Linked DNA regions of Homo sapiens: region 2 is linked to region 1. A link is a loop called in an ENCODE intact Hi-C map of the cell type or tissue named here. Cell type or tissue: sigmoid colon. All regions are shown on one strand. Links, peaks and the distances in the headings refer to the core of each region. The heading gives the core; the rest is flanking DNA. Region 1 overlaps NFIB (nuclear factor I B). Region 2 overlaps NFIB (nuclear factor I B).

Evidence for each region. Hi-C counts contacts between places; a loop is a spot of excess contacts. Peaks named below come from ENCODE experiments on the same cell type or tissue, not always from the same donor. Only the 100,000 strongest peaks of a DNase experiment are listed, where the experiment ranks them.
Region 2: a loop joins it to region 1, with 2.6 times the contacts of the local background. A loop is called at or near these places in 2 of 110 quality-filtered maps.

The regions. Positions count from the first base shown.
Region 1 is chr9:14,124,104-14,141,057 of GRCh38, forward strand. NFIB (nuclear factor I B) reads right to left here. Exons shown (of 11, transcript NM_001190737.2): 7 at 1,529-1,663. Among named protein-coding and RNA genes, the nearest start is that of NFIB, 180 kb to the right of the region's middle. In sigmoid colon, for the core only: no CTCF peak of the experiment used is centred there; no DNase peak of the experiment used is centred there.
Region 2 is chr9:14,287,500-14,304,453 of GRCh38, forward strand. The region is part of intron 2 of NFIB (nuclear factor I B); the gene reads right to left. Among named protein-coding and RNA genes, the nearest start is that of NFIB, 18 kb to the right of the region's middle. In sigmoid colon, for the core only: no CTCF peak of the experiment used is centred there; a DNase peak (open chromatin) is centred at 9,172.

The sequences.
Region 1 (16,954 bases), core at 4,833-12,832:
ACAGACCCTAATATACAGATACAGAACAAATATCGGGTGAAGGACCAAGGTGGAGGGCTCATCTAGGTCTCTCCTGTTTCGTTATATAAAAATATACTGTCTACTTTTTTTCACGTTAGAAATAAGAATATTTTCATCAGGTGTCGTAACAAATGGGTGATTTGACTTCTCAGTTAATTCTGTCCAAATATTCAACATTACAAACCTATGAAACAGTTACTGATTTTTTCACCTATCTCAATGGTATAGGTAATAAATGCAAAAGTTCTTATACCACATTTAAGTTGTATAGTCCTCTCTCAATTTCGTAATTTTTTAATGATAGCAATAAAGGCCATGCATTTTTTTAAGTATAGCACCAACAAATATCAACATATACTTACAAACCAAAGCTAATAAGGACTTTATTTTAAAAGATGTTACATTGTTTGCATAAAGATTTAAAAACCAGATTCGATTAGTCAGAAGGATGAGGAAGTGCCTAACTATAAATTTAAACCAATAACAGTTTCACTATTAACATATTTATATATAAAACTTTTTCCACCTAAAATGCAGTCTACTCCTCTCTAGGTAAAAAGTACACAGTGTTAATTATTAGCTGTATCTCATTTTTAATTTTTGAAAGATTTGGTATTAGCTGTTGGTTAAAGTACAAATGTCAAATATTGGATTCATTTTCCTACTTAAATTAAGACATCAGACACAATATCAAGTGTACTAGCCCAAAGGATTTGGGCATATAAAACAAGTGTCAAAAAAAGTACCTTTTATTCTCTGATTACTCTCATATAGATAAATATTGATTTATATGTAGAAAATAACATCTACAGAAATAGTGCCTTACGTCTTAATGCCTTTAGAAACACTCTAAACTCAGCAACATAACTGAAATTCCATCTTTCCCTTAGTAAAATATCAGGACTAATCCTGAAGCTATAATGAAGATAGCTATGTACCCATATTTTCCACATTCTTCTGATAACAATCTTTTTGATTAAGGTAATTTTAAAACACATATTATAAATATTATTTACTTGTATGACTTTGAAAATCTTTCTTTTTTCTTTTTGAGATGGAGTCTCACTCTGTCGCCTAGGCTGGAGTGCAGTGGCACGATCTCGGCTTACTGCAACCTTTGCCTCCCAGGCTCAAGCGATTCTCCTGCCTCAGCCTCCTGAGTAGCTGGGATTACAGGCTCATGCCACCATGCCAGGCTAATTTTTGTATTTTTAGTAGAGACGGGGTTCCACCATGTTGGTCAGGCTAGTCTTGAACACCTGACCTCGTGATCCACCCGCCTCAGCCTCCCAAAGTGCTGGGATTACAGGCGTGAGCCCCTGCACCCAGAGAAATCTTTTCTCATAAATTGAGAAGAAAAAATACTTGATCGGATTGTGCCCCTCACCATATGGGTTGAGAAAATATGGTTGCCATAGCTCTATTTATAAACTTTTGCTCCGTCCCTAAGGGGGTTAGGCCCTACAGACAAGAAGGAGGCTTCTCCTCTATGCTTGAAACTCCTCACCACTGTGTGCAACTCCAGGTATTCCGGGATGGTGGTGCTGGGGGAAAGTGCTCAGTCTTGGGGAAGAATCCTGTGGAGATGCAGAGCTGAACAATGGCTTTTCAGGCTTCTTCATAGTAGTCGGAGAAGACATATCTGCGAGAAACAGAGAAAAACCCAAAGCTCCATGACTTTCTTAAGCTCTAAGGTTCATGTCAACAAATGACAGATCTCATCTTGCAACATTTTAGTATTCTTATACTTTGGCTCTTTTACAAAATATATTCTGAGTGTCAACGATCCAGCTGTCTTGGAGCTCTGAAATATTTGTTCAATCTCCATGGAAGCTAGCAGAAGCCTTCATTAAAATTATCATCAGAATTATTCCCATTACTAAATAAATCTTAAACTTCTAAAAACCCAAAGTCTTGTTTCCTTTAGCCCCTTGGTTCACACAAAGGCCTTCTTTACCTCAGTATTTCATTCTGAGATTTATATGATTCAGAAGATTGTCTTTCGACAGAGGATAACTGCTGCAAATGGGAAAAACAACCTTCAGGTATGTTGGTCACGATATCACTGATTTCACAGCTTTTATGGAAAACTCATTCACTTGATTAGCAAAAAGTACATTCCTTAATTTACTCCTTCTGCAAACGTTTACTGGGTTTCTGTACTGGCCAGGTAAAATGAAGATGTCAAAGAAATTAAAAGTAATTCCTGCTCTAGGGATGCTCACTGTTGGTGAGGAGGAAAATGATTAGAAGAAAATGGTTGTGAATGGTTGAGAGGTACAATGTGTGTTGAGAGCAGGGAAGTTTTGGCATTTGCTGCTACATCGCCAGCTGCGATGTACAGGACAGATATCGTCTCAGTCTCCCCAGGATGAGGAAGGCATTTCTCATTGGTGCCATTTTCAAAATGTGAATGAGGATGACATTCTCAGAGAGGAAATACTCAGAAAAAAAGATGGCACAGAATACACAAGTAAACAGTGTGTGGAGTGGTGAAAGATGAAGAAGAGGAGCAAGCCTCTTGCAGGTCCCACAGGATGACGGGTCTCCAGCTTCCTGTACAAACGTCTGAATGCTTACCCTCATAGGAGAAACGCCATAGATGGGCAAAACATGATCACAATGACAGTTTAAAACAATTCCCCCAGAAACTAAATGGAGGGCGGACTGGCCAAAACAGAGACAGAAATCATGAAGACCACTTCAGAAGACAGATTCATCAATACATTCATTCCATAAATACTTGTTCAAGACCGAATGTATGCCACATGCTGCACTAGCCTGGGACACACTGGTGAACTGGACTCACTTTCGGCTCCTTTAAAGCTTAAAATCTAGTGAGGCGATGTGGACAAGTAAGAAGGAATTGCAAAGGTGCTGTGATAGGAAAAGAATTCAGAGATTTCGGGCTTCATTCACTCATTCATTTCATAAATATTTAATACTGCCAAAAGATAGATCATGAGAGCTTGAAATAAGAATCATGATAGAACTAATGCAATAAATATTTTAACAGGGTTCACCCAATTAAATTATTAAGCAATGTAGACTGTCATCATCTTAGTTGACTAAGAGACTATACCATGCAGTTTGTTGGAATAAGCAGGGAGTTGAGAGATATGCCTTGGTTTTAACATCTTGAGTGCTGTTGACTTTAATGGAAGTTTATCAACTCATAGTAAAATGTTATAAAAATGATGAGCTATAAAATTTGTATTTTATTATGAAAAATGTTAACTGTATTCACAAGTAGACAGAATTGTAATGAATCCTCACGTACCGATAACCCAACTTCGGCAATGATCAACTCATAACAAATCTTATTTCATCTTTATCCCCATCTACACTTTCTCTCCCTGTGGTACTTTGAAGCAAATCCCAGATATCATATAACTTTGCTTCTAAGTAGTTCAGCATGTATCTCTAAAAGAAAATAAATCTTTATTAAAAGAAAAAAACACCAAAACTTTATCACACATACAAAATGTACACAATTTGCATTTTTGAGTTTTCTTGAAATTAGAAAAAGACCTTATGGTGCTATTAATATGAGAAACTAATTATCATTACATTTTACCATTTGAAAAATTACCTAAGCTCTGGTAAAGGCATTCATAAAATTAAATATGCATTTTCAGCATGGTGGCATTTAAAGGATGAATATGCTACTGTAAAGGCAGTAGACATCACAGTCTACAAAAAATGCCAGGCGGATTTGTAGCTGTAAGCTACAATTTGTGACTAACTGGCTGTTGTGAATCTATCAGAACTTTGATGAGTCAGAGAACCATTTCTGTATATCTTTTTCAAAAAAAAAAAAAAAAACCAGAAATAAATTGTTCATAAAACCACAGCAATTAATGCCACTATAAAAAAAGAAAAAAAATTTAAACCATGGTTTAAAAAATAGACAAAGCTCATTTTGCTATCTTCAAGATGCCAAAAATAATACTTAATGTCGCATAAGAGCTATGTGATTTCAAAAGGTAATACTACAAATATAGGCCTCTAACTAATGGATGTAAAATCATAGACATACAGATTATTAAGAGGTGGAAAGAACCTCTATTCTGTCTTTCTTGTTATAGATGATGCAATCACTTGCCATTCCAAATTTTTAATTTAAAATTAACTGTTTGAAAAAGAAACTGGGAACTTTTTATTGATACTCTTCTGCTTTACCTATGTTTAAATATAAATTTCAAGTAAAATGTAACTGGGTAAATCAGTTTCTAAAAATTCCATAGAATAAATAATAAAGCATAATTATACCTCATTTTAAAATAATTTAGGCCGGGTGCAGTGGCTCACGCCTGTAATCCCAACACTTTGGGAGGCTAAGGCGGGTGGATCGCCTGAGGTGAGGAGTTCGAGACCAGCCTGGCCAACATGGTGAAACCCCGTCTGTACTAAAAATACAAAAATTAGCTGGGCGTGGTGGTGGGCACCTATAATCCTAGCTACTTGGGAGGCTGAGGCAGGAGAATCGCTTGAACCTTGGAGGCAGGGGTTGTAGTGAGCCAAGATAGTGTCATTGCACTCCAGCCGCGACAAGAACAAAACTCTGTCTCAAAAAAAAAAAAAAAAAAATTAATGTGACCACAGCTTGAGAAACAGAACAGTGTCGTTCTGGGTATGTCATTTCTGGAGAAGAGGATCAATTAAGGCAACTGCAACTACTGTAACTATATCAGACTTTTCATTAAACTCAGGCAAATTCATGGGTCTCCTTTTGTAAAGGGCACATAAATCAAGGGTGTTTATATAGAAGTTGAAGATGATTATGTAATTTTTAATGTAAATTATATAAATTTTAAGAAGCAAAGCATTTGTATTTTCTTAGCCAAAATGACACACTTGCTTTTACTGAGTAATTATTATGGGTCCATTTATTTTTTCAATTCTTTTTTGGGCATGCACCTAATAATAACGGTACGTTCATAGAGGATTATACAGACCAACACAGAAGAAACAGAATACAATTTGCTGTTCAAGTTGCAAAAGGAACCACAAACTCTTTCCTTAAACAACAAAAGTAACTTATAATAGTAAACATAAGAATGGGAAGGTTCACTGACCAAACTGAAAGGATTTGCTTTAGAGACAGGTGAAGAACGGTAGTATCAGAATATAGGTTTAATTGCCTTTGTTTTCTCATTAAATGAAATTAATTCTTGGCCCATTAATAAAAATACACTGCTACACAGCATGCAGAAGGCACTATGCTAAGAACTTAGGAAGATACAAAAGTGAATCCCCGCTCAAAAAAAAAAAAAAGACAAAAAAACAAAAAAAAAACACCCTCTCTAGACTAGAAGGGGAAATAAAAGATCAATTATCTGGGGAAAAAGTAAAGATAGAGTTTCTAGCTATTACATTTTAATCATGAACCAAACTAGTGTTATTTTAATTTTAATTTATTTTGAATGTCTACAGTCTAAAAGGCTTCATGCCAAGGTGAAAAATGATATTGTTTCTATGTGTAATGTGCTCATATGCTACAAAAAAAAGTTTGAAGAATGAATATATAGAAAAGATACTTTAAAGTGACCTTTCTGTGAAGAAAAACAAATACCACGCTTTACACAATCTACTGTCCCTCAAGCAGGAAGAATACTACATAAAAAGATTAAGTTGAAAATAAGTTGAATAATAATAAAGTTGAATAATGCATAAATATATAATAACTTGAATAATGCATACATAATAATGCATAAGTTGAATAATACATAAAATAAAGCAGCTGAAAAGAGATGCAAAATGATAGGCAAAGGATTAGCTGATGTTTCTACTGGTGGGAGGGAGGCAGGAGTTGCTGGTAGTTGAAGAGAAACAAGTAGAGGCCAGTGATGGCTTAAAATCAGACAGAACAATTTAAATTTGATTTAGAAAGTAATAATTTATAAATGAATTGATTTTAGAAGAAAAAACTTTCCAAAAATTTGACTTTTTTTTTCTGTTCTCACCGCCCTTTTCACTTGTACCTGGCTGAACCAAAAATTTTCTTCCTAGTCTCCTCCAGGCCTTCCTCTCCATGGCACTTTATAAAAACCAGCAGCTGGCATCGTATCCTTCAAACAGTATCTTTCTCATTGCAAGATCTACCACAGTATCACATTTTTAAATAGCTCTTTTTCTTTGTTATTCCATTTTGTTTAAACTTCAGTGAAGCTAATTTTCTTATGGCTTCCATTAGGAGCAGGAGAAATATGTTTTTAACTCTGTGCCATCCCTGATCTATGACATTCCCTTGAACTAGAAAATGAGGCATTTCCACTCTCCTTATTCCACGCATAGAACAATGTTTTATCCACTGAACAAACTTGTTTTCTCCTTAAGTAATCTCTCTTGGAAATCCCTGAGATCTAGATTTCATTAATGATCTTTTGTTTGTATCTTATATTGCTTGATGAATTTTTCATTGTTATTTACTTGTATCCACTGCGTATGCTTTTTTTAAAAAGGTGACTAATGGCTTACCTCCTAAGGAACATGCTTTTACCAAAAACACAAAAAGATGTAGAGGCTGGAAGAATATGCTACTTGGGAAGAGAATGAAAAAAAAAAGTAGAAATGAAAGAAAGAAGAGGTAAAGCAGGCACCGTGTCTAGGCAGCTTATTTTAGAATCTCTGGCATGTGAAAGAAACTGTATTATGAAGTGATGACTAGTAGTGCAGGATGAGAAAAATAACCATAGCCAGTATATCTTAAAATTCATGTTCCATGAATAAATATCACCAGATGAGAAGTAGCTGACTGTAAAGCAAAGAGAAAAGAAAATCAATCACTGAGATTCTAGTAAGTGTGAGGAACTATGGCTATGCATCAAGATGCCAAACAAAACCACGTGGTCCCTGTCTTGGTGATGCTCATGGTTTAGTAGAGAGGGCAGAAATTAAAGACAGAAATGCATTAAATAGTTGCAATCATAATAATACTGGATTGCAGAAAGAATTCTTCTTAATGACAGATTAGAGAGAATAATTTTTTTAAAAAGATTCACATTGATGGTGTTATTCTTCAATGTGTACACCCATGTTTACATTTATAACTGGAAAATTAGCTATGACTTTAGAAACTCATCGTGTAGTTGAATATGGAATAAAAGATCACCATGTAAGAAAAAAGTTCAAGTAGGCTACTGATAAAGTTGGTTCATTTATTCTTAAGCATCCCTTTAAATAAGTATTTTGCAAAATCAAATTATCACACGATTTTTCCTGACCATACTATATATATTTTTGGCACTGTAACATATATACATCCTAGGCCTTGATGTGTTATTTATTTCACGTCATCACTTCAAAGAGATAAGGACTTAAGCAAATAAAGAGTTAGATCAACTCATCTCCCAACAAGGTAATTTCATCTACAAAGGAAGAGAGTCGCTGTGAAACACAGCGTATGTACTCGACTCATCGGCAGCTTGCACAAATTGCGCTCCAGATGTATATCTGTTCAAGTCAGCCCAAGGCAACAATTTTGATCAATTCTAATGTGATAAAATGCTGCAGGGAAAGTGTGCAGAAACGTGTTTACGTCAGCCCTTAATTAAACTGTTGTTCACTTCCAAAGAACCTTAGGAAACACTAATGAGACATGAGTTTTGGCAATTTCTTCATCAAAGCAAAGACCCCTTCCTCAGTCTGTAGCAGCCTGTCATCCAAGTCGCTCCCGGGATAAATGTCACATGGCACTCCAATCAGTTAGCCACCTGTTAGTAGAACTTCATTGAAGTCAACTAGTGATCTAGGGCAAGCTCAAACAGCACCTTAACACCTGCCTGTCTGGGACACCTGCTCCTTTTTCACATATAGTAGAGCAATATGTTAGCTTTTCCAATATGCTCGAGTAGATTAAGGTTACAAATCAGACTACTAAAGCCTACATAGAAAACATACAATTTTCTTTTTTGAAAAATTCCTTTTCTTCCCTATAGTAACACAATTTTTAACAATTTCAAATTAATTATGTAAGAACACGCAAGAATTCTTGAATTTCTGGAAGCTATTATTTTCAGCAAACCATATCACTAAATTAAAATGTATTAACCATGCCAGTCCTATGATTTAGTCCTTTTTCTAGGATAGAATAGTCCTATTTCTATCTGGTTAACAAAGAAGTAAATTCCTTCAAAATGTTTTAAAAGTGTAATTATTTTACATATTCCTAAATTGTCTTCCTTATTTACATGCCATACTTGTAACTTGTAAACAAGTCTAAATGAACCCTATAGAGACAAGTCACCATTTGCTGGCTACTTTTATTCTCCAGTATTTAACGTTAAGGTTTGTTTTATTGCTAAGTGCTTATAAAGCTATAATCATTGTTAAAATATCTACATATTTTCTTTATTTTTCACATTATCAAGCTGCTAAACAATTTACAGGATTCCTCTTTTTCCTTTCTATCTTTTATTATTGTGTAAATTTCATTTATTTATTTAAATTTATTTAATTATTTTAGAGACAAGGTCTCACTCTGTTGCCCAGGCTGCAGTGGCACAATCATGGCTCACTGCAGCCTCAAACTCCTGGGTTCAAGCGATCCTCCCATCTCAGCCTCCCAAGTAGCTAGGACTATGGGCACACGATCACACCCAGCTAATTTGTAAATTTTTAGTAGGGACAAAGTCTGGCTATATTGCCCAGGCTGGTCTGGAACTCCTAGTCTCACGAGATCTCCTGCCTTGGCCTTTGAAAGTGTTGAGATTATAGGCTTGATTCATTGCATACGGTCTTCTTTTTTCCTTTCTTCCTTTTTTTCTTCATCTTCTTTTTTTGTTATTTTTTGGCAGAAGAAAACTCAAAGTGTAATGAAAACAGTTGCAAAACTTCTGTTAACTTTGACCCTCTGGTATGATACTGACCAGAGGAGTTTGATACAGACCAGAGAAGGAAAGAACATACATAAGCACACTTAGCTTAGAGACAGTCCAATGGCTGGGATTTGACAAGATTATATTATATTGACAAGTTTTATCAAGTTGATACACCCTCATAATTTTCAAAGTTCTTCATTTTTTGGACTTTTGAAAGTATTAGACTTTCATAGATTTTTTTTAAAAGAGTTTTCTAGATAAACAAAAACTCTGAATATTGAAAACCTCTTCAGAGACCAAATTCATTGCTGGGTGAAGGCAAAGGTGGTCAACACATCCATCACTCCATTGAAACTCTGTCAAGCAACACAGCACTGAAAGAGAAAAATGAGCTTTAGCTTAACTGGGATATTTCTGCTTTCCATTAAAATGTTGGGTGGAAGCTGGAAGACAACAGGAAAAAGAAAAGAACCATCTGTATAAGATAATAATGTTATTTAAAATAAATAAGGTAGTAAATGACAGGCTACCAAATCAAGTGTGTGGGATGAGTTTTGTAGCTGAAATCTGACATTTTTACTTCAGGCCACAAATCCAGAGTCAGTCCTGAGACAAGGAAACAGTTTGGGCTCTGTTCCCAGAGGACAAGGAGAAGGCAGAGAAGATGACTGCCAACTGAAAGCTAAAAAGACCACAATTTCTCTGCCTCTGTTTTTGCCCTGGGATAAACAGTGTTGAAGAGAGGAAAGTGTCCAGGTTATTTATAAGTGTATGAGTGTTATGTAGAATAAGACAACTATTAAGGCCAGATTGGGGCAGCATCTAGCCTGCCAGATACTTAAGATCCCAGTCCAAAGCTTTGAGGTATTTATTTCTAAGGATCTCCATGTAGAGAATGACAGCAATCCTTACTTTAACAGGTTTTACCTAATAAATAAAGGACTGATGATGGGTGAGGGTGTGTGTCCTGAAGGAGGAAGAAAGGAGAGAGAGACCAAGCAGGCTCTGCCTTTACTTGAAAGCTTTGTACAATCCTTTGTACAATACCCTCTCAATTTCTCCATTTTCTTCACAAATGGAGCTATCCTGGCTCATGGGGAGAAGACACATGGTGTGTTCCTTGATGGTTTAAATAAAATTCAAATGATAAAAAAGAGGTGCATGGGTAAAGTCACAGGGCCATAAAGAATGTTCTATAAATTTCTGTCAGAGGACATGCTTTGAAATTGCTTATAGAGCCATGTGCTACATTGAAATTATTACGGCTTATAACAATGGAGTTAAGCCACTCAGGCACTGCTCTAGGGAATGTAAATTGATAAGATCTATGCCAATATTTACCAAAAGCCTTAGAAATGGACATAAGATTTAACTTAGTAATTCTACAGTAGGAATGTATTTATTCCCGTAGCAAAATTTCACTGAACTTCTACTTGGTGACTTCATGCCAGGCAGTATGCTAGGGACTTGGGACAGTGAAAAGAACTAGACAAGAATCACCCAATCAGATTAGGCACAGAGTTACATGCAGTGATGTTCACTGTATCTCTCTTTATAATACAAAAACTCCAAAACTATCTAAATATTCATCAGCAAAGTAGATATTTAAAATTCTATGGTGTAGCCAAAGTGTGGCATATTATGTACTCATTACAAAGTGGAAGGCTGGATGGGGTGGCTCATGCCTGTAATCCCAGCACTTTGGGAGGCCGAGGCGGGTGGATCAAGTCACCTGAGGTCAGGAGTTCGAGACCAGCCTGGCCAACATGGCGAATCCCCATCTCTACTAAAACTACAAAAATTAGCTGGCCATGGTGGCGTGCATCTGTAATACCAGCTACTGGGGAGGTTAGGGCAGGAAGAGTTGCTTGAACCAGGGAGGTGGAGGTGGCAGTGAGCCAAGATCACGCCACTGCTCTCCAGCCTGGGTGACAGGGCGAGACTCTGTCTCAAAAAAAAAAAAAAAAAAAAAAAGGAAATTGAAGGATATGGTAAAATGCCATTAGATTATAAAGACAAAAAAACTTACAAAATAGCATATATCATATAAGCTCAATTTACTGCAAAAATACATTCATAGAAATAGAACGCACCGAAATGCAGAAAAATACATAGAAAAACAGGCTAGCATATATACAATGAAATACTAACAGAAGTTATCTTTATGTGATGAGATTACAGGTGATTTTTATTTTCTTCTTCATATTTGAAAGTTTGTTTTTTCAAATTCCCCACAAATAACTATTACTTTTACTGTAAAAACTGTAAAATAGATATTTTTGGGAAAATTGTTGCCTGTAGCTCCACAGAATACTATAAATAATTCCCAAAGCTGGGCTGACAATATTGAATCCTGTTAGGTGTCCCACATTACACTGCAAGAAGGAAAGCTTCATATTAGTTTAGGTACTGGATATTGCAAAACTGTAAAATGAAATGCTTCAATGTAACATTTGCAATTTAGTTGGCTACAGGCAAAACAATGTCTTTTGAAAATACAGTGAAGAAAAAAGAATATCTAAATATCTGTGTCTAAGGACTCCTCTAGATGTAAAATTTTATGATTGTGTGGCAAATGTGAACAAGTCCTTCCCACACACTCCAAGTTAACAAAAAGCTCTGAATGTTATGACAAGACATATGGATGTAATCCCACTACAGTAGTTTGATGATGATGCCAGATGATTCAAAAAATAATTAGCTGCCATGTTAAGAAAGTATCTCCTTATATATATATATTTACATTTATCACACTCTAAAATAACACTGGAAAAAATGGCAAGCTACGTTAAGAGGAGATAAGATGTCATCTTCAATTAGATTTCTCAACCATTTTTTTTAAATTTATGAAATCAGTTCCTTTTCAAATGAGAAAGTATGGTGGTCTTTGTGTTAAATAAATGAAATTCTTACTTTAATTACTGAGTTATTTAATCTTAATTACACTTGAGCATATTATTGTATTCCTCAGTAAAGTAAAATCTTTTCTAATAGTTTAAGTCTCTCTTGCCATATATTTTAGCCCAAGCACGGTTAAGTAGCATGTTCCTACAAGTCTCAATTTTATCACTTCGCTATAAAAAAGGTCTCGAGGCTACACCTACACCCAATACCAAGTTAAAGCAAACCTCTTTGAAGCTCACAAATGTCTTCCAGAGACACTTAAAAAAATCCTTTGAATAATGAAGAACAGTGCTAAAACAGTGAATATGGAATAAATGAAAACTACTTTTTAAAAACACTTCAAAATGCTTTTGTCCACTAAGCAATTTCATTTTAACAGACAGACAATGATAAAGGGTCTTGAGTAATGTGTGTAAACCTAATTTGAAAGAGAGAAAAAACATCAAACAATTATGCAGGACTTGGAGCATATTTTCGTCACTTATTAAACACTGGCATAGGTAAATAGCTGCTATTCACCATGCCTCTCGGGAAAACCTCTTGGCTATGGAGTCTTATTAATGTTAAGCATCTGAGAGCCATGGGCTATAAAATAAAATCAATACCATAACCTTAACTGTAAAAGTCAGAAAGATACTGGAAGGGCTCTAATTTAACAAGATTACAGATGAGTTTTCAGAGGAGAACATTTGGGGAAAAGCCATACATTTAAAAACATTTATGCTACAAGACATCTCAAGGTTTTTGTTGTTACTAATGCTGTTATTATCCACGCTGGTAATGGTTAGAGTTGATTTAACTGATGTGTTACTTTAGTGGATTTACAGGAAAGTCCTATAAATGATCTGGAACTTACTTCAAATAAAATCATTACACTGAGGTAGTAAACTAATTGCTTGAGAACAATTATGATTTGATGTGATTTAGTGTGGTAGAAAAAGAATTACAAAAATTTTAAGGTCATCAGTTCAGCAGCTCAATGCAAATATGATTACTCTGCACAATATTCTGTTGCTCTTAATGGAAAAGTAGTCAAAATTGGTATAAATTGTAGTGTTTAAGTTCAACCTAAATCTATATTTTTTTTCTCCAACAAATGTAAATGAAGAAAAAAAGAACATTCTGTCAATGAAATTACTATGATGGCATATTTATTATCCTAATGGTTTTAGAAATCATGTGAAATTCATCAGTAACAAAACCTCTATTTAGTAATGGACCAATTACATTTGTGAGATAATGTCAATGAAACCGAATATTGTCACAGGATAATGGTCTCCCATTGCTACATCCCTAGTCATTTAGAGAAAATAAATGTTGCTGTCTGGCTGAGTCATTTGTTTTCAAAGTAGGAGACACTGATTCCATAACAAGGTTCTGTTATAATAACTCAATCTCTATCAATCATTTGTTGCACCAGAATGGTGCAGGACAGGACATGCATTTGTGAGAACTGCGCATTCCTCAGGTATAAAGCAAAATATACGGGGCCTCCAAGCACATAAGCAGCCCAATTATTGTTATTCAATGAGAGTGTTTAAAATGAACATTCAAAAAATAATTTAAGAAACAGAAAACTTTCTGAATTTTCCAAAAGATCCATGTTAATGACGGCTTTGGAAAGACTCAAGTACTGAAGATCTTCAAATTCTTGGACTCCAATAGATTCAAAATCTAAAATATTAGAACACAAATCTTAGTATACAACTTTGTTATTTTACAGATGGGAAAACTCAAGAGTTACTGAAGTTAAGTGATTTGTCTAAGACCACACCAGTATTTAGAGTTTCCTAATCACAATTACAGTGCACTAGGCTTAAGGCAAAAAGACTAGAACAGAACTAAAAGAAAACATATGTATGATAATAAATATATACTTTATTTTTATATTTTGACAAATATAGCTCATTTTAAACTGGCCATATATCACACACTTCTACTAAAGACATTCTAGAACTTAGGATTATTTATTACTATCTTATTAAATGGAAAAGTGATTTTAACCTGATTTCAGAGCAAGGACTACATGCATGAATCTCTAAGGAGTCTACGAACCCCTGTGAAGTTATGTGCATTCATCTGTATTGAAGTTTCATGCATTAAAAAAAATTGTAACAGAGGTTTTATAATTAGTTTGCAAAATCATAAACATAATATCTCAATGACTTATTTGGGATACAGTATTATATAGCAATAACGAGCATGGGTTTCTTCAGCAAGAGAGCCAGGGGTTCCCATTCTACCTCTGCTACTTATGATCTGCATGATCTATGATGAGTTTCTTAAGCATGATCAGTTTAGTAAGCTGTAAAATGGGGTTTCTGTCAGGTTTAAAAGAAAAATAGATATAAACTTAGCCAAGCACCTGACAGAAAGGAAGGGCTCAATAAATAAATGACAACCACAAATGGCAATAGAATCTTGTTTTCCATGTTTCATTTACATGTGCTTGTTGAAGACAATTTTTAAATTTACATGCTTTCTTCAATAAATAAATAACACAGAAAAAGGAGGCGAATAATCAGTGTAGGCTAAAAAGAAGGTGAAAATACAAATATAATCTATGGACTAAATTTGAGTCCTGATTCAAACAAGACAACCTTTGAGATATTCTAGGGAATTTGAACATGGATTATATGTTAGATTATATTAAGAAATTAATGTTATATTTGTTAAATTGATAATAGTACTGTGATTATGTAAAAAAAAAAAGTTCATTGTTCGAAATATTCAGATCTATTTACATGCAAAATGACAGATATCTGGGATTTGCTTTAAAATACTTTTAAAAACTGGGAGATAGTAAATGCAATAAGACTGGCAAAGTGTTAATAACAGTTGAAGCTGTGTGACAGTACAGTGAGGTTCACTTTACAATTCTACTTTCAATATTCTCCAGGCCAAAAGACTTCTTAAAATTGTGCTTAAACATTCATTTCAAACAAACTCTTCCCCACATTTATTCTTCAAAAGCATTCATATCTTCAGTTTATTTTAGTTGAAAAAATTTTAATCCTGGCACTAATAATAATAGTTGATTTATGTGTGTGTGTGTGTGTGTATGTATATGTAAAATTTTACCATCTCAAAATTTTGTTTTGAGAATTCTTTCAGAACCCTGAAAACTCACAAATACACCTCTATTTTCTCATTCTAGTTCTGTTAGGTCTAACAGAGTCTTCCTTAAGCTTTCCAAGAAAAGTGTCCCTCTGGGAAGACTTGCGAAGCAGTGTTTAAATCTCCTAGGCCATTTGTAAGTTTACATACTGATTCCCTAGGCAGGCTGCAGGATAACAGAAAATGAAAAAAATCCCTTGAACAAAGATCTAGGCTCTGCCATTCATTAGTTGGGACAGGACAGCCTCTCTGATCCTTGGACTACTTAGCTGTGAAACAGGAGCTTGAATTATGTCTTACTAAGGGTTCTAATAATTTGTGATCTGTACCTGAAAAATCAATTTCTTATTGTATATGATATTGGGAGTCTAATAACTCAAATGACACTGGCTTTCCAAACTACTTCACAATAAGCTTAAACATGAACTCAATATGTAAAAAGATTTGAAATAAAACCTTTTCTTATGCAGAGAAACTTTGTATGGCACACTATGACATTATCTCCCATGGGTTTCCCACTTCCCTATTTTAAGCTGTGTTCCATCAAGCTAGAAACCCAGTATTAAATAGAAAGTTGTTATTTTTTCAAACTAATTATCTATTGTGGTTTTTCTGCAAAATGCTGTATTTTCAAATCTTTAAGCCTCCAGAGCACAGAAATATGAGCACGACTTTTCCATATTAATCAGTACCAGCCCTTCTAACATGTATACAAGTTTACCCCATCCAAAATGCTATTCTTGATTAGAACACATGAAGGGGGAACAAACATTCACTAATTAGGAGGCAATGTGGGGAATTCTGATGAAAGCCTTCACCAACAATTTATTGTTTTCCTTTCCATTTTGAAGAAGATCGTGTTGTGATTTTTCAATTACAGCAGTGTAGCAGTGTAGTTGAAGAGGCATTCCTCTTCAGGGTGGAAGCATCCTTGAAGTTTGCTTTCCAATGCCAGGGTAGTACCTAGAAATTCACTTAGAGTTCTTTACTTTTGATATTTTCCATAATAAGAAGCTAAACAAAGAAACTTAAAAATTGGGCTTGAACATCAAATTCAAACCATCTCTTCTTCACATTCATCCACCAAAAGCATTTGTAGCTCTCTTTTTTTCTGGTTCAAAACTTTGGTATTTGAATATTTGCCATTTCATCCCTGTGATACTAACTGCAGGAATATAAGGAATTGTTGGTGTTCTATTTGGTCCCCAAAGAGAACTTTAAAACTTCTTCCAGTATGGTTACTAAGCTGTCTGCACTGCCATTTTCTAGGACTTCATTTAATGTTAATGACTCCCAGATAGCAGTTATTCAACCATCTATGACAGCTGCTTATTCACTCAGCTCCCACAGCTCTAGAGAAATCTTGAGATTATATCATTTGTCAGACTGTGGTTTGGACTAGAGCACTGTGTTCCAAAGTTTGGGCCTAGGATTAATGCTCCCTATGGATTCTTTGATAGAAATAAAAGGTTCTGAAGTCACAAACTTAATAAACATGTTCAGTCAAGAGCCACTCCTGGATATTCACAGCACACAGTAGCATATTAAATATTCTGCATATTCATTTATGAATGAAAATAGTTGAAATTTTTGTTACAAAAAAACTTTGCAAATTTAGCTGACCACTCTTTTGTATGTAGCATATCTTTTCACATTCCTAAACTCACATTAGGAAATGCTGGGGAGCCTGGTGTGGTGCCTCACACCTGCAATCCCATCACTTTGGGAGGCCCAGGTAGGAGGATCAGTTGAGCCCAGGAGTTCCAGAACAGCATGGGTAACATAGTGAGACCCCAGCTCTACACAAAATTTAAAAATTAGCTGGGCATGGTGGCAAGTGCCTGTAGTCCCAGCTACCTGTGAAGCTGAGGTGGGAGGATCACTTGAACCTGGGGGGGTCAGGGCTACAGTGAGCCATGATCGTGCCGCTGCACTCCATCCTGGGCAACAGACAGAGAAAAAACAGAAATGCTGGCCTCTGATTCTGGTTCTGTCAGCATGCTATCACACTCTTATTTACTGTTACTTATTTCCTGATTGAGCACATAATACTAAACTGGCATTTTTACTCTCTAGCCCCCAGTGTTCCC
Region 2 (16,954 bases), core at 6,012-14,011, 160 kb after region 1:
TGCAACCTCTGCCTCCCGGGTTCAAACGATCTTCTGCCTCAGCTTCCCGAGTAGCTGGGATTACAGGTGCGCACCACCAGGCCCGGCTAATTTTTTGTATTTTTTAGTAGAGACGGGGTTTCACCATGGCCAGGCTGGTCTTGAACTACTGACCTCGTGATCCGCCTGCCTCAGCCTCCCACAGTGCTGGGATTACAGGCATGAGCCACTGCGCCCGGCCCACAGTTTTCATTTTACACTTTTTTCTGCAATTACCTATGAGGAAACACCTATATTCTGGAAGAGGCATCATTTACAGAGAACAAAATATTTAAAGCTGGGTGTTATTTTATTGTTGGGTGTGTCACTAGATCAGCCCATTGCTTTTAGCAGCAAAAAAGTATAAATTTGCATCAGGTCAGATATTTTAGTCTGACAATAAAACATACCTCATCAAACAAAAACCATTTTTTCTTCTGCTGAGTTCAACAGCCACGCTTGATTTTTAAAATAATAATGATAGTCATGTAAACTGGATGCAAAACTCAACTCAGCTAACTTAAGAATATTTTTAAATACAGTATATTTGCAGAATATTTTGCTTTCTAGATTTTTTAATTGCCTATAGAATTATCTTCTCAATTCCAAAATATCTTAAAACAAATTATTGACACATGACAAATATATATTGACAATTTTGATTCAAGATTATATAACATAAACAATTGAAATACCAGAATTAGTTTTAAAAGATACTTTACGAAACATTTTAAGACAATGTGTATAGGACATACACTGAAATCTAAGAGCTAAACTATATTTAAGAATAATTTAGATATCAGAGTTCAATGTTACGATTCAATAATAAAAAAGAGATTAATCAATCAAAGCCATTTAGTATTAAATATTTTGGCATCTGTGTTAAAATTCCTATTAGATTCTTTTATTAACTTTTTTTTAACAGAACACCAAATTTGTCACCAAAACAAACATTCCCAAAACAGTATATATCAATGCCAAATGCAGTTAATTTATGTGAAAAGTAGACTCTTGGTTATCTGTTTCATTTTGTTTTGGTTTTGTTACATAACCCCTGAGAAAACTCTGCTTAACACTCACCTCCTCTCCGTGACCTTTCCATTGCAGTCACACAGGGTTCCCTCCCAGAAAGCTCCGCAAATCTAACTATATATAGTAGTTGGTGAGAGGGTTAGTTAGTTGTATACTTGTCCCACTATCTTTGGTATTTTTGTTTTTCATAAACACTGCAAGTGACCATGACCCTCTCATTTCTACTTGTAAATTACTCGGACAAGGCCATCAGTATTTCACCGTTTTTTCCTAGCTCCTTAAAATATTGAAAACAGTGCTCAGTACAGTGCTTCCACTCCATAAATGCATTTCTCATTTTTTCACCTTTAGTTCAAATGTTCTATATTTTCCTTGAAGGATATATTTTCATAAATCCACAAATGCCTACTTCTTTGACTATATGATGATACATACGGAATCATATTAAACACATACCAAAATAAAAGGATTTAATATACCACATATATATTATATCTTGTCCTTTTTTATTAGTCATTAGATTTTCCAAAGCGTGTGTGTGTGTGTGTGTGTGTGTATGTGTGTGTGTATATGTATATATATATATATATACATATATATATATTTGGTATGCCAAATATATAATATTTACCAAAATATATAATATATACCAAATATATAATTTGGTATACCAAATACACATATATATATGCATACACATACACACACACACATATACATGTACATACATTAATATATATAATCAACACTGAACTAAAGAATCAACAAGCCCACTGTATATTGCCTTATAGAGAACAAGGGGAAAAGAAGTATGAAAATAACACCTGATCACTGTCATCTAAGAACTTATGTTCACTTTTTATTTGGCTGAGGGGATGGGGCAGTATAGACGAACTAAGAATTTCACAAACTAGGTTCAATATATATTTGGTATACCAATATTTGGTAGTTGGTGAGAAGGTTATATTTTCCTATATATTTGGTATACCATATAGATATAGATAGATAGATATACACACACACACATATAAATACACATATATATGCACATACATATACATACATACATACACACACATATAAATACATATGCACACTTTGAAAAAATCTAAAGACTAATAAAAAATGACAAGATAAGGATTATTATCCAGGGACTTAATTATATTACCAGTGAAATGATTTTTTAAATGATGTGTCATTTTTAATGAATAAGAGAAAACAGTCAAAATTATTCTTCAGAGAATAATCTTACTCATAATATTGAGATATTTCTTCCAACCTTATTTGTGGGACTAAAAGTCAGTGCTATTGGAAACATAAAGGAAAAAAATAAACACATCACCATTCCAGACCATGAAAATGTTTGGGATTTTAAAGTCTTAGTTCCTTGCATAAATAAATACCATCACCTTGAACACTCCCCGCTAGGCAACAGTTACGAGTATGTTCACTTTTATCTCCCATTATGTTTGTGCCTGGGATTGTCTTATACCCAAATGAAAGACCTCATGAAAAATGGATAGTAGTAAAGTATACTGGATTGTACCAGGAAATTTATACAAGAATCTATCATGTCTTTGTACTCTAGGGAAGGTTATTTCCTTAAGTAACTCACAAATATTGAAACAGGCATTGTGATTAGCTGTGGCTCTATACCATTCACATTAGGAGTGGATTTTGAGACATTACATAGCAATTACAGTATTTAAATTTTTGCCATATACCTAGGAAACTGGAAAATTTGCCAAATTTAATATTTTTCTCCGCACTTTAGGCATAGCATTGCCCTTAACTTAAAGCTCTGCCCACAAAAGGGAGACCAAGTCTTCTGGAAAGCTCAGAGAAAGTATTGCACGTCTACAATACGGCAGGTGCGGCGGTAAGCACTTCACAAGTATTTTCTCAGTTTACCCTCACAATTGCCAAATAAAGTGCATGCCTACTCCAGAGCTCAGGAAACTGAATCTTAGAAAATAAAACTAATTTACCCAACTACATAGTGAATAGTATAAAACAAACATTAAAACTCACAGCAAGATTCCAGAATACGTGCTATTGCTAATACAGACCCTGTAATTCACATGGTTTTATTTTACTCATTCTTAACATTAAAAATATACACATAAAGTGGAAATGTATTTCTAAAACAGTGACCAATCACTAGTGCATATACAAAAGAAAGAAAACAAGCCTCAGTAAAAAGGAGATTTTCCTAGTTTGAGGAACTTTCTTGTGTTACCTCAGTAACAGTAATCTGATTTGCCCCTAATGTTCTATATTCAGTATAAATAACTTGCATGCATTCATCCATTCATTCAACAAATACATATTATCTATTTTATAGTATGCTCTCATAACATTTCTATTGATTGTGGTTTCCTGTACTTGCATTGTACCCATCTTTTGTTCACCTATTTTTCCATCAACAATTGTGCCTGAAAAACATGCTTTCAAACTTTCACCATATACTGTCAAACTAGAAATTAGCTACTAGAAGTAGCTGATATTAAACTTTTTCTAATACTCTAATATCTCTGTTTCAATGTGTTAATCTTTGCCTTATTCCAGAGTCTCTTGATATACATAAGCACACACAGGGCATTTCTAAAACATAAATTATAGACAACTCTTTCATTTTATAAAAGAATTCTTGGCCAGGCAAGGTGGCTCACGCCTGTAATCCCAGCACTTTTGGGAGGCTGAGGTGGGTGGATCACTCGAGGTCAGGTGTTCACAACCAGCCTGGCCAACACGATGAAATCCAGTCTCTACTAAAAATACAAAAATTAGCCAGGTGTGGTGGTATGCACCTGTAATCCCAGCTACTTGGGAGGCTGATTCAGGAGAATTGTTTGAACCTGGGAGGTGGAGGTTGCAGTGAGCCAAGATCACGCCACTGCACTCCAGTCTGGGCGACAGAGACTCTGTAAAAGAATTTCTACCTTAACAAAAAGATTCATTGAAAGTTGCTTTTTGAAATTAAATTCCCCTTGTAAATTTCATATGTTTTATTTACTAAATATTAAACTAATAAAAAAATTCTCAGAAACATCTCTTAAATAAAAGAGATATGGATGTTTGTTTTAAACTTAAAAAAAAATTCTTTAACTGAGATGATACATGCCACACAAAGGAAAAGGGAGATGTAGTAATTATCAAGCTAATCGGAAAATTACAAACACCCAAAAGCAGAACTTCTAACAGCTCCTCATAACTAGCTCTGACCTTTTCTTTAAAAATCTGACTTTCAGTTAAAAAAAAAAAAAGTTTTCTTATAACAAATCTCAATCATCTTTTCTTATGTTATTGGAAAATTGGCCATATATTTTTAATGGGTCCTTTCTGTTTTTCAACCAGCATCAAATTTTGGTATTAGTTGAGTGCAATTTAGTGTATCTTCCATCCACACACAAAAAAAGAGAAAGACCATGGCTGCAGATTGATTTCGTTAGAATACTTCCTATGAAAATGTATAAAAGAAAAAACCTAGTCTCTTGAATTAATTTATCTTAATTACAAATGATAATACAAGATGTTTAATCATTATTTTTCTTCTATTTTCCTTTAAAAATTGCTGCCATGTTTTCACGAAATAATAACCTTTCATTATTTTTTGATAATTTACGTTTATTTTTCCTCCTACAGCAGTAAAAGTAACGCATCCAAAGAAGCACTGGGCCTCTCTTAGACTCAGTATCCCAAACTGTAAAGTGAGAAGATCTGTAGGGATTTTCCCGGCTCTAAAATTCTACAAGTTAAAGACCTCTTTCTTAAAAAGTAAGCTTTTATCTACATTGAACCAAATGAGTTAACTATTGGACTTTGAAATGAGCAACATGAAAGTGTTACTCAAGAGTCAGGTTACACATTTTCTATTTCTCTTTAATAAATAAAATGTATTAAAACCCTAAATTTAACAAGCATGTGCTAAACTTTATTAAGTATTGCTTACTATGAAGAGGACTGCTCTCTGCCAAGATAACCAGAAACCAAATTCCTAGGATGCTAGAGCTAACAGGGATAGTGGATGTCCTCTAGGCCAATTCTCTTCCCTGACAGATACAGAAACTGAGTTACTGAGAGGGACAAAGTTTCCCAAGCACCTGCAAACAGTAGGACCAGCAATGTTTTTCTCTTCCACTTCAGCAAGCTGCTTCAATCACTATATGGCGTAGAGTGAATCTCTACATCAGTAAACAAAGGAATGGAAGAAGGTAATTCCATTATCAGGTCACTAAATAATTTAGAGTCTAATTTTTCTTTTTTTAATGTAAAGACCTTATGTTCAGAAACTTACATTTCAAAGTACATTAAGTAAAATTATGTCCATACGCAGATATGTCTTCTCCTATATGCATCTTAATAAACAAAAAAAATTATCGTCATCCCCTACAAAACAAAAACTGAAATTAAAAGAAAGAATAGAGTAAATCTAAATTGTATATTTTCATTCCTTCTAAAAGGATTAAATAACAGAATTCTAAATGGTTTGTTTGTACTTTCCATGCAATATGTAGATTAACCATGAAATTCTGTTTGGGACACTTTGACATCTGTTTTCAGTGCGTTACAATGAAATCTGGGGACTTGATACATACATTTGCTGTAATAAAACTGTCACTAATCAGTGTTTTCCAAAATATTGCCCATAACTATTACTATTCAGTAGTCTCATTTGCATGATCTAATATTGTTGCTACATCATGTTTTTCCCTGACAATGTGTTAGCTAGTCCCAGGCACATGGTCGAAAATGGCTGCAAACCACTCAATAATCCCAGCATTTCCATAGTACTCTGTATATATGCACGCAATCTGTCCTAGAATTGAACCAACACTTCATCCTTCATGAAATATTTTCTCTGTAACTGGAACACCCAAGGTTGAATTCACATCCCTGAGTATGAAAAACTCAACAATAATAAAGAAGCCCATGGTGAGGAGGAAATTACGCCTCATGGGCCTTCCACAACAGGAGACGCAAACATAATCCTTACTCAGAAGTCCCTTCAACAAAGCTGTAATGATGATGCTTTCTGAACATAAGTGCGGAGTCTATCATTAACTTAGACCATTTCTATGAACTAAAGAATAAGACTGGACTAGACTTTAAAACGGAGTCTACTTCCCTTTCTCTAGGATTAGTAGACAGCCTTATCAATGCCAGATACCAAGAGCCACAAGTTCACAAGATATTAACACAAACTCCTGGATATTAGATTGAAAAACTGTTTCCGTTTCATATTGCATATATCTGGTATGTCATGTACAAAATATGGATCTCAGGGGAAAAGTAAGTCTGACAGCCCAAACATGGTATTCACCAAAAAACAAAACCTTACTAAAAACAGTCTGTCTACCTATGTTGATTCTAAATGAATTCCGTATTTTATCAGTACTTGGCATTATATTCATATTGCTCAACAGTCCAAAATAATTTCATCTTGTCCTCCCATGAACTCATCTTAAACCCAAAATATGTTTCTCCATGCACATGTTTTATATTATACGAATGTTGGACACGAAAAGCAGATTAATTGTAGGCCCTAATGCTGTGTTTGTTAGTACTAAGAAGTCATTCCAAATGTTCCAAAAGGGATTAATGTAGTATAACAAGTCTATTTAATTACTGTAAGACCAGTGATCCTCATATTACTATAAGCAGCTTTTCCCTTATTTGGAGACTGTAAATAGAACAGAAATTGTTACATGATAACTATAAGTCATATCCTAAAATGTTGATGCTTTACCATCAGGAATAAAGAAATATGCAAGCATCTCTGAGAGGCTATGAAAGGCAACTAGAATTTAACAACCATGTATACGCTCCCACTTTAAGTGAACATCAACTTTAAATCATAAGTGTAAGCAAAGCTTTTCAAATACATTAGAAAGACATCATATCAAATCTTTCTGCCATCAACAGCAATCCCAGTTTACATATGTTTAAAAACTGTGGCTGCACTTTGTTTCATGTATATGATTTTCGAGTTTTGTGTATCCCATGAACAGAACTGCTACTAAACACCAGTGTGTTATCAAAAAGAAAAGGAATGCCACAGATTATTAAAAATTATGTGCCAGAATCCAAACAAGCTAATCAATGTACTGATCCTGCTTTCCGTACACCCTAGTTACCCTTTAACTAATGGACAAACAGTGAAATAACTTTTCCTATTAACTCCTGGCTAGAACCCCTAGGTACGTGATACACTTATTATAAAGTGCTCCATATAAGAATATGATGCCTTTTTACCCTACGTCAATGTGACACGTGATTTAAATTTTCCTAGTAGGGATTGTGGATATGAGCTAATCTCTCCACTTTCCAAACCTCCTGTGCAAAGTGAGGGGTGCAGTTCAGTGGCCGTAGGGAAACAAGCACCGAAACTAGTTCCTCCAAGGACCTCCATGGACACAACCAACCAGAGCTACTGAAGTCAAACACGGTGATCCCAAATCACAGTTTCGTAAGAAGTAAATGTTGTAACCATTCTCCACTTGGCTTCCAGTTGTTCTTAGCAAAAGTGAAGTCAATTTCAGTAATAAATGTTAACTTATTTCCTACGGAGCTCATTTAATTATTTAATTTTCTTAACACGATAGAAAAGGAGGAATGGGAAAGAGTGACTTAAAGGAGAAAAATTAAATGGCAATAAAATCAAAACAATTCATGCAACTGATTAAACGGTTTGAGGTTTTGACTCAACTAAGGGTCATTTTTAAATATGATACTTTCGGACTTTAAAAAGAGTCTGAAAACCAGCAGCATGCTTTTTTAAGGACAATCCAGTTGGCCGGGCGCGGTGGCTCATGCCTGTAATCCCAGCACTTTGGGAGGCCCAAGGCGGGCAGATCACGAGGTCAGGAGATGGAGATCATCCTGGCTAACACTGTGAAACCCCGTCTCTACTAAACATACAAAAAAAAAACTCAGCCGGGCGTGGGGAAGGGCGCCTGTAGTCCCAGCTACTCGGCAAGCTGAGGCAGGAGAATGGCGTGAACCCGGGAGGCGGAGCTTACAGTGAGCCGAGATTGCGCCACTGCACTCCAGCCTGGGCTACCCAGCCAGACTCCTTCTCAAAAAACAAACAAACAAACAAACAAACAAACAAAGCACTATCCCATCTAGCCACATCATCATCACTTCTGCCGAAACAAATCTAAAACGTAAGTGTAGTTCTCCCAAATGGTGGCAATTTAATTTTTTTGTACATGACAGTTTTACACTTTTATTGGAGTGCAGTGAATTACGAGTACTTGATAGGACACCCTTTACCCACACCAAAATTGAGTTATTTATTCAGAGAGCCACTAATAAAATTATTTGATTCCTTCCCTTCAAATATACCTAGATTGATCAATAAATTTAGTCTCTGGTAAATCTGAGACAAAAAGGCTTCTAAAACCATACAATCATTCTAATTTAAATGGGTTTTAAAACTACACACAACTAGCTAACTTCATGTGCCTACACAAAGAGTTTTCACTAACAAATATTCACGCGCACTACAGTGAGCAGGACTTCGATTTCCTCTTTGGTATGTCTTGTTACCTGAGATAAATATGAACTAAATGATGACCCTCTGCTTCATATCCAGTCATTCCTTTTTTTCACTACTGGATAGTCTCCCTGGCAGTCTACATTATGCTATTTTCCTTCATATATAGTAGTAATTGCTATTATTAACATTATTGCTTTTACTTACATGAATTATTTCATTTAATCCTAAAGCAACACAGTGAAGTAGGCATTTTAATCCTCGATTTACAGAACAGAAAAGCAAAGCACATGGAGCTGAAGTGACTTGACCAAGGTCACAAAGCAGATAAATGGCAGAGCCAAGACTAGAACCCCAAATGTCAAATTCTATGCACATGATTTTTGTTACAAAATGAATGTTTGGGTCTTCCCCAAATTCCTACGTTGAAATCCTAACCCCCAATCTGATGGTATTAGGAGGTGGGGCCTTTGGGAGATAATTAGGTCATGAGATTGGAGCTTTCATAAACAGGATTAGTGCCCTTATAAAAGAGATCCCAGAGAGCTCTCACTCTTTTGCTGCATGTACGGAAACAAGGAGAAGTTGGCACTCTGCCACCCGGAAGAGAGCCCTCGCTGGAACTTGACTATGCTGGCACTCTGCTCCTGGGCTTCCAGCCTCCAGAACTGGGAGAAATAAGCTTTAGTGTCTGTAAGTCACACAGTTTATGTTATTTTGTTATAGTAGCCTGAACTAAGACATTTTCTGTGCTCTACAAAAATGGAAAAGGCAGAAGGGGGATATGCTGAACGTCTTAAGCAATTCAAAATTCAAAGGATGACAGAATACTTTAATTTGCACATTATTTACTCTTCAGTCTAAGAATAAGCCATCTTTCTTAAGTAATTCCTGCAAGATCTAAGCCCCGCCTTTCTCTTTTTCTTCTAACTTCACTTCTTCAACTCCCTACAACACGTGTGTGCATGCGCACACCCCCTGCTCCCTGCCCACACACACACCCAAGTTGGATAACACACAAGTTGGACTAGAAACTTTAACTCAACAGGTGAGATCACCTTAAAATTCTTTCGATGTAGGAACTGAGGTAGACGTCTGGAGAAAACTAAAGAGATTTTTAAATCCTCTGGGCTGGCTGCTGTTCTCATATCACAGTCTCACTGTCATCTGACCCCTTAGCCCACCAACCACATCTAAAGCCAACTCCACATTGGCGCTGCCCCTGAGGATGCTAATGAACCGGCAGAAAGGCAAAAGAGATATTTTCTATTCTAGACTAGTTTTTACAGGAGAAGAGAGAAAAACTGAGGCCATGGACTAAAATGAGATTCAGAGCACTTCATTCAACCTTCCTCCTTTGACCCCTATGATTCTGGATTATCAACATGATTCATTCTGAAAAGCATTTAAATTCCTTGATCTTGTGAACATTCCTGGGGGAAAAACAGTTTAAAACACAACAGTAACAAACAAACAAACAAACCAGAAAGAAAAGAAAGCCTCTCACCTGCTATTTTCAGATATTTTCTAGATGGGAATGCAGAAATCTACTGCTTTTTTCCCAGGTTCTAGCGCCTGTAGCACATTGTCTCTCATCTGTCAGTGTATCTACACACATGTATAAACAGTACGCAACACGCAAGTAAGGAAATGTACATTTTAACTTAAACTTCCTTTTTTCCTCTAATAATTTAAAAATAAAATGTAACAGCTTGGATTTTAAATATTTAATCTGGCAAATATAGGAAAATCATGAACTATAATGTCATATTTGGCAAAGAAGAGTTTGGTAGGATAAAAATATCTGTGTTTTAACATTTTAGAAGGCTTTTCCAGTATTTTAAAAATAAAATTATTTCACTGCTTCAGAAGAGAAGAACGGAGGTAAAATTCGCTATTTTTGCACATGAGGTTTTCATGAAGAGTAGAAAAAAAACAATTTTTATATTCATTAAAATAAATAGTTATTTTTACATGCTGGCAAAAGTCCCCACAGAAATAAAATCTTCATATTTACTAATGGTTCTCTACTATGTCATGAAATTTAGCTATTTAAGTCACAAAAGATAGGATTCCCTTAAAACTATAACATAAGATGGTATATATAAAGTTACAACATTAACTCATTTGTAAAGAAAAAAATGTTGGTTTTACCCTACATGTTTAGTATACAGATTTTTTCAGTACTAGTCAAAGATTTATAGTGTTAAGTTCAAAAGTCAGTTGTTTTCACATCGGTAACCAACAGCATAACTAAATTTCCCACTTTTACCTCATATTATGACAATAAAATATTTTTATCGTAGCAGCTGAAAATGCTGAAAAGTAATTATTAAAGAAACCATAAATATAAAAAGCTGAAAAGTCAACCTCAGACGAGTGTGGAAAAGGAAATTGTGATATGTACCATCATAAAACAGAGAAACTGAAAATCTAAGCAGAAAAGATCTAAATCCCTCCAAATGCCAGAATACTATGCCCCACCTCTTGTAGCAAGGAGGGCTGCAAATTTGTCCCCATCACTGTCAGCAAACAAAAGAAAGTCACTTCTACAGCCAGACCATGTCAAACAGAAGACGTAGCTACTGCAGACGGACGCCTTGAATCCACTGGTGTGTAAAGGGCGGGCTTGGGCCTTTTTGTCAGCTATTACCATTAAAGAATAAGAGGAAACAGTGACATTATTACACAATAGAAAGGTCAAACAGCTTGCAGCCATTCCATGACCCAAACAAGTCAAGGTCAAGGGATTCAGGTAGCAACTTAGCCAGGGCGTAAGTTACAGCGCAAATGAATTGTTTTAACACATCAGCTTTGGTCAATTAAACCTAACAAGGCAAGTTGCATCAGGTAGCAGGGTTCCTGACACCAAGGCCAGAAGCTGAGACCGACCTCATAAAACAAGGCTTTTAACATAGCATAGCAAATTTAAGGTAATCCAACCAGAAACTGCAGATGTCAGAATAATAAAATACAAGTTGTCCTACGAAGGAACATTTTTTACACTTCAGAATTCACTAATAGAGGGGTATAGACTTCATATTGACGTGTCATTAGCATAGGCATAAATGTAATCCACCACTCACATGAATTACAGAATATACCCTACTTCAAATAACTTTTTCCTAATATCTGTGCTCATGATTAGATTTTTTGTCCCAAGCTCTACCATTCCGTTAGCACCAATACATTTATCCATGTATTTTTTTCAAAATGAGTATGAAAAATCAGGTTTTTAAAAAAACAGTTCATCTTCATTCAGCATGAGACTATATATGTGTCGCTTAATATTAATGGATGCTTGTTAAATGCTTTTATGTAGTTTTATGAGAGATGTGTACTTCAAAATTCAATGAATACTATTAAGTTGACTATTTTGAGAAATAGACTATTTTGAATGGAGTTGAAGCTAACTAAAATTTTAAAACTGCATGTATTTAACATGAAATAATTCTTTTCTTAAAGGTAATTCTTATTTTATTTCGCACTTGTTTAAACAAATTCCATTTTCAACTGGTTTATGCTTCATCAATAACTTACTACATGTTCTGAACTGCCTTAAAATAGGATTCTGAAAATACACAACCTCCAGGCAACTTTTGATAGTAAAATTACTTCATCCATCACCCCATATTTTTAATTATATAGTCCTTGTTCAGAGATCTTTAATTTGTCAGTGATTCATCAGTGCTGTCCTGTTTAAGCTATCATCATAAACAGAATATGTGTATCTAAGTGTTTTACTATAAACAATATAGTTATGCATGTAATCATCTGCTTTCCCATTTTAGAACAATTAAATTTTGAAGGTTTTTTAAAAATGTGTGGCTTTCAATTCAGCCTCAAGGACTTTCCACCTCACTTGTTAGCCATTTCTTCCAATTTTCTGAATAATATAACAACCAAAAAGCCCAACCATTCAAGTCCTATTAGTCTCACTCTAACGTTCAATCTAATACAAGCTAATCCCACAGACTCACTCCTTACTACAACGCACTTAGTTTTCACAAGTTCTCTGCAGTTTGATGATTTATTCTCTATGCCAAATTCTAACAACTAAATTCAGTTAAATTAACCGCATCACAAAACTGGAGTTCAAGGTCCCAAGAATTTACTTTAAAATGAGACAACATACCACGTTGCCACAGAAAAGTGAGCATGATCAGAAGGAAGCGTCTCTTCTTGCTATGCTTGGCACTGGGGCATGCAGCCGTAATAACTCAAGTTTCCGATCGCATAACCACTAGTCCTTGAGATTTCTAAAATTATTCCTCCTTCACAAGGATGGAGGGAAAAAGGCTGGAAAATTTGCTTTGAACATTATGTTGGCTAATCATTTGCTCCGCCATAGCACATACATAGGAAAACCCCTTAAGTGCCGCAAGTTCTACTTTCATCAACTTCAAACTGGAAAATGCTATTCTTTCATAAACCAAAGAGAAACATTTACCCAGAAGCTAGTTTCAGAGCCAGGGATCGCCTTTGCCCATAATTTTCAGGTATTTAATAATTGACCATTTTAATGAGTGTTTCATGTGCTCTTTGCACTCTTTGCAAACTTGGAGCTTCAAACAAAGCAATAACTACTTCTTTGATTATAAGTCCATTATCATGTAAGCCACCATGATAACAGAAATGAAAACTAACTTATCTCAATTTTTAAGAAATCCTGTGAATTCTGACATAACCTTCCGTTGGGTCCCTCTCTCTTCAGGTGCTGAAATTCTAACTGGCCAGCAGTGATGGCAAGAGCGCTAGTGTCAGAAAGCAAACGGTTTTATATAGCCTACCAGTCTAGTTTTTCAGTTTAATCTGGCTGAGTGAGAGCTTATGAGGAGAAAGACCTTGCTATATTGGGTATCTTGGATTGCTGTTTCAAATTTTAAGTGCCAAATTCAAAAGCAAAAAGTTAATGGAGGATTACAACTTTAACTTCCTTATGACAGCTTCTTCCTAAATTCCAAATTTAGGGAAAAACAAGTAAGTAAATGAAAAATCCTACCAAATCTATTACGAATCTTCATGTTTGGAAGTGCTTCTTAGGTACCACCTTAGAAAACAGTAACTTTAAAGAACTAAAGCTGTAGCAATAGATGGCCTCTCTCAATGGCTCCTACCCAGCTTTAAGTCTCCAGGCACAGGCACTATAACTGTGCCTATCAGGAAGGCATTCTTCAGGAGACCTGACCGTCACTCCTGTCACTGCAATGCACAGTCCTCTCCAATTACCACGATTCTCGAACAATGCATATTATTTTGGTTCTTACAAATATGGAGATATTTGGAATTATTTTACCACACAAGAGACATTGTGCACTAAATCTGTAAATCCAAATACATAATCTAACTATTTTTCATTACAAAATTTGTAGTGCTGTATATACAGGGTGGGGGGAAGGATGCCTAATGCTGTCAGTAGAATATTTTACCAACCTTTGCTGCCTCCAGAAAGTGGGGCACTATATATTTTTAAATATTTGAAAATCATAATTGATGTAACAAATAAGCGTCCCATCCCTCCCTCCCTCTCTCCTTCTCTCCCCCCACCCTTCCCTTTGAAAAATGAGATCATATTAACTGCAATGCAAGAGCTTAGTTTGCCATATCGGAACACAGATGCCAAGCTTCCCCAGCTGGCAACTGGGGCCTCAGAGTTTAACTCTTAAATTGTCTGTTAAAGCTATCTTGTGGCAGAGACCTCATGGCATAGAGGGTGAACTTCTGGTGGGAGACTGTGTTTTCTTATCAGTGAGAAAATTGCTAAGTATCTTATCTCACAATATATGTTCCCACAAAGGTCTCATTAAGCCTAGGAGCAAGACATGCCAATAAGAGCCCTTCTTTATCTTGTGAATTGTGTATGAGCCAGAATGCAAACAAATGTGCACTAGAGTTCACAAGTTCAGTCAAGGACAAGTTGCTAGATGGGAAAACTTAACAGTGCTCCCCTAAATCAAACATGCATACCAAGTATTTCTCCTACACACAAACTCTTATGTTCCCAGAGCATTTCACAGTGCAGACACACCAAATCATCCTAGAGAGCAGCCTCATTTTAATCAATTATGAAAGCTTATTTTTTCCCATAATGGGAAATACCTGCAGATGAAGTGAAATCTATTAAAATGTTAAAATACACTGCCAACTTGCAAACAATTATCTACTTAAGCTTTTCATAAAGAAATAATTGTTACCCAAAAGGATTCTGAAATTCAGTAACTGTAGGAAGAAAATAATTCTTAGCATTTGCTTCCTCACTAATGATATGTGACAACCAGGAAGGCTTCTATTTCAAAAACAGTAATAATGATTATGACTTCCCCTGTAAATAAGTCACATTTTTCACAACTTCAAAATGTACTTCAATTATTATAACATTTAACAATAAAGCAACAAAAGTGGCCACCCAACAAGAGATCATAATTTTAAGGGTTCAACAAGGCTAAAGGAAACTACTTTTTCAGGATAGCAATGAGGTTTCTGGGCTCTCTTTAACACTCCAAAACATGTTTAATAAGAGTGCAAAGTACAGTCCAAAAATCAGTTAGGGTGACTCATTTTAAACTCTAATCTGTTACATACACGACAACAGTTGCTATCTCTTGAGATCTTTAAATGTCTTGGTGTGTTGTGACCTCTCTCTTCAAAACGCTTTCCTGCCTCAGAGAAAGGCCAATCCCACTCCCGCCCCCCGACTCCCACCACCACCACCACCCCCTTCCTTTTTTCCCCTTCAGACAGGACACAGTCTGGCAACTCAAGGCCTCCCATAGGCCAGACTTCCTTCTGTGCAGCCCTTTGGGTAGAACTGCTAATCCTTCTTATTAATTAACGAGATAACGGTGGTTAACTGAAAAGCAATATTAACGCTAACTATCTAGGAAACTTTAACCAAAATTATTTTAGGCTTTTGGTTGATTTTCCCAGTGTACAAAATTGTGCACTGAGAATTTCGTAACAGTGTGGTGCAGAATCGAGAAATTCCAGAATGACTGATTTTACCTCAGACCTTAACGCATAGGTCTCCTCTTTAAAGTTTTCTCTCTCTCTTTTTAAACATGTATTCTGTTACACATTTCTAACTAGAGAGGAAAACTGAAGTCCTCTCAAAATGTTACTATAAAATTTGCAAGAGTGGCAAGTGAGGGAACTAGAAATTGCATAGCAAATAAGCAGTGATGTGACTGAGAGCAACAGTCAGTCATAATGAATGCATCACATATCATTACGTTAGGTTTGTCCTCCACACACTTGTCATAGCACACCCTGCATCCTATAGGACACTTACATCCCAGGAAGCTGTGCTGTGCAAGGCTTGCCTGGTTTTTGTTTGGTTTTGTTTTTGCTTTGCTTTCATGAATGCAGTAACAAAGGCAATATGGGGAATAGGTAACACCTGCCCAAGAATCATTGGACGTCTTTAATATCTTTGGGAAAATAGATACCATTTAGAGCTATTTTTTCTTTAATCTGTCCCAGTTTTTTTAGACAAAACCTAAAAAAAGGAAGAGTTTTATATTAGCTAAGATTTGCTGCAGCAAACAAGCAAGCAGCTTTCATTCAGGGATTGTCAAAAACTTTCCAGTGTGCCCACTGCAATGCGGATGCCAACCAACGAATCAAAGGCATTCAGCAACTAGACAAAGAGGGTCTGATGCCAACCTCGGTGCCACTGGCAACCATTATTGGCATCAAACACAGTGTCTGCCTTTTTTTTCCCCCTCGCCTGGCACTTCACAAACAAAATGGCGGTTCTTGTAGCAACGAAACAGCCGAAGCGCAGCCCTCTGAATCAATAACATCAAATGACTTTATGGATTTAAACGCAGTTACTCCCAAATGATGTGTACATTTTAGGTGAAGTGCAGGGAGACATTTAATTTTATAAACAACTATATTGAACATCAGCCTTTGCTAATATAAGGAAATAGCAAAATGGACTGAATTGCGGTCAACCAGACTACATGCATAGTAGCCGAATAACAAAGAGATTTAGCTTTAAATAAAATACTGCCTCATGGCCACGTGATGCAAAAGTCTAATGAACTATATATCAAAAATGATTTCAAAAAGCATAAATTTTTTCCCAAACCATATCAGATGCAGATGTAGCACTATAGCTTGTGTCAAAGCTCTGGTAACTCTTCCCACATTTCAGAAAGATGAGGCTGCTGGGCATGAAGAAGGAAAAAAAGTGTGGGTTGAACCAAAAGAGAAAGAGGGAAAAAAGAAAAGCATAGGAAGTTGGTCAACAATGAAACTTTAGTACATGTTGGTCTTTATTTCGTCTTCCAGAAGAGATGCAGTGTGTGATCTTGTATAAATAACCAAGAGGACTATTGACATTTCTAGATCTGGAAATTGTCAATATATTGTAACATCACTCCACACTGCAATGCGGAT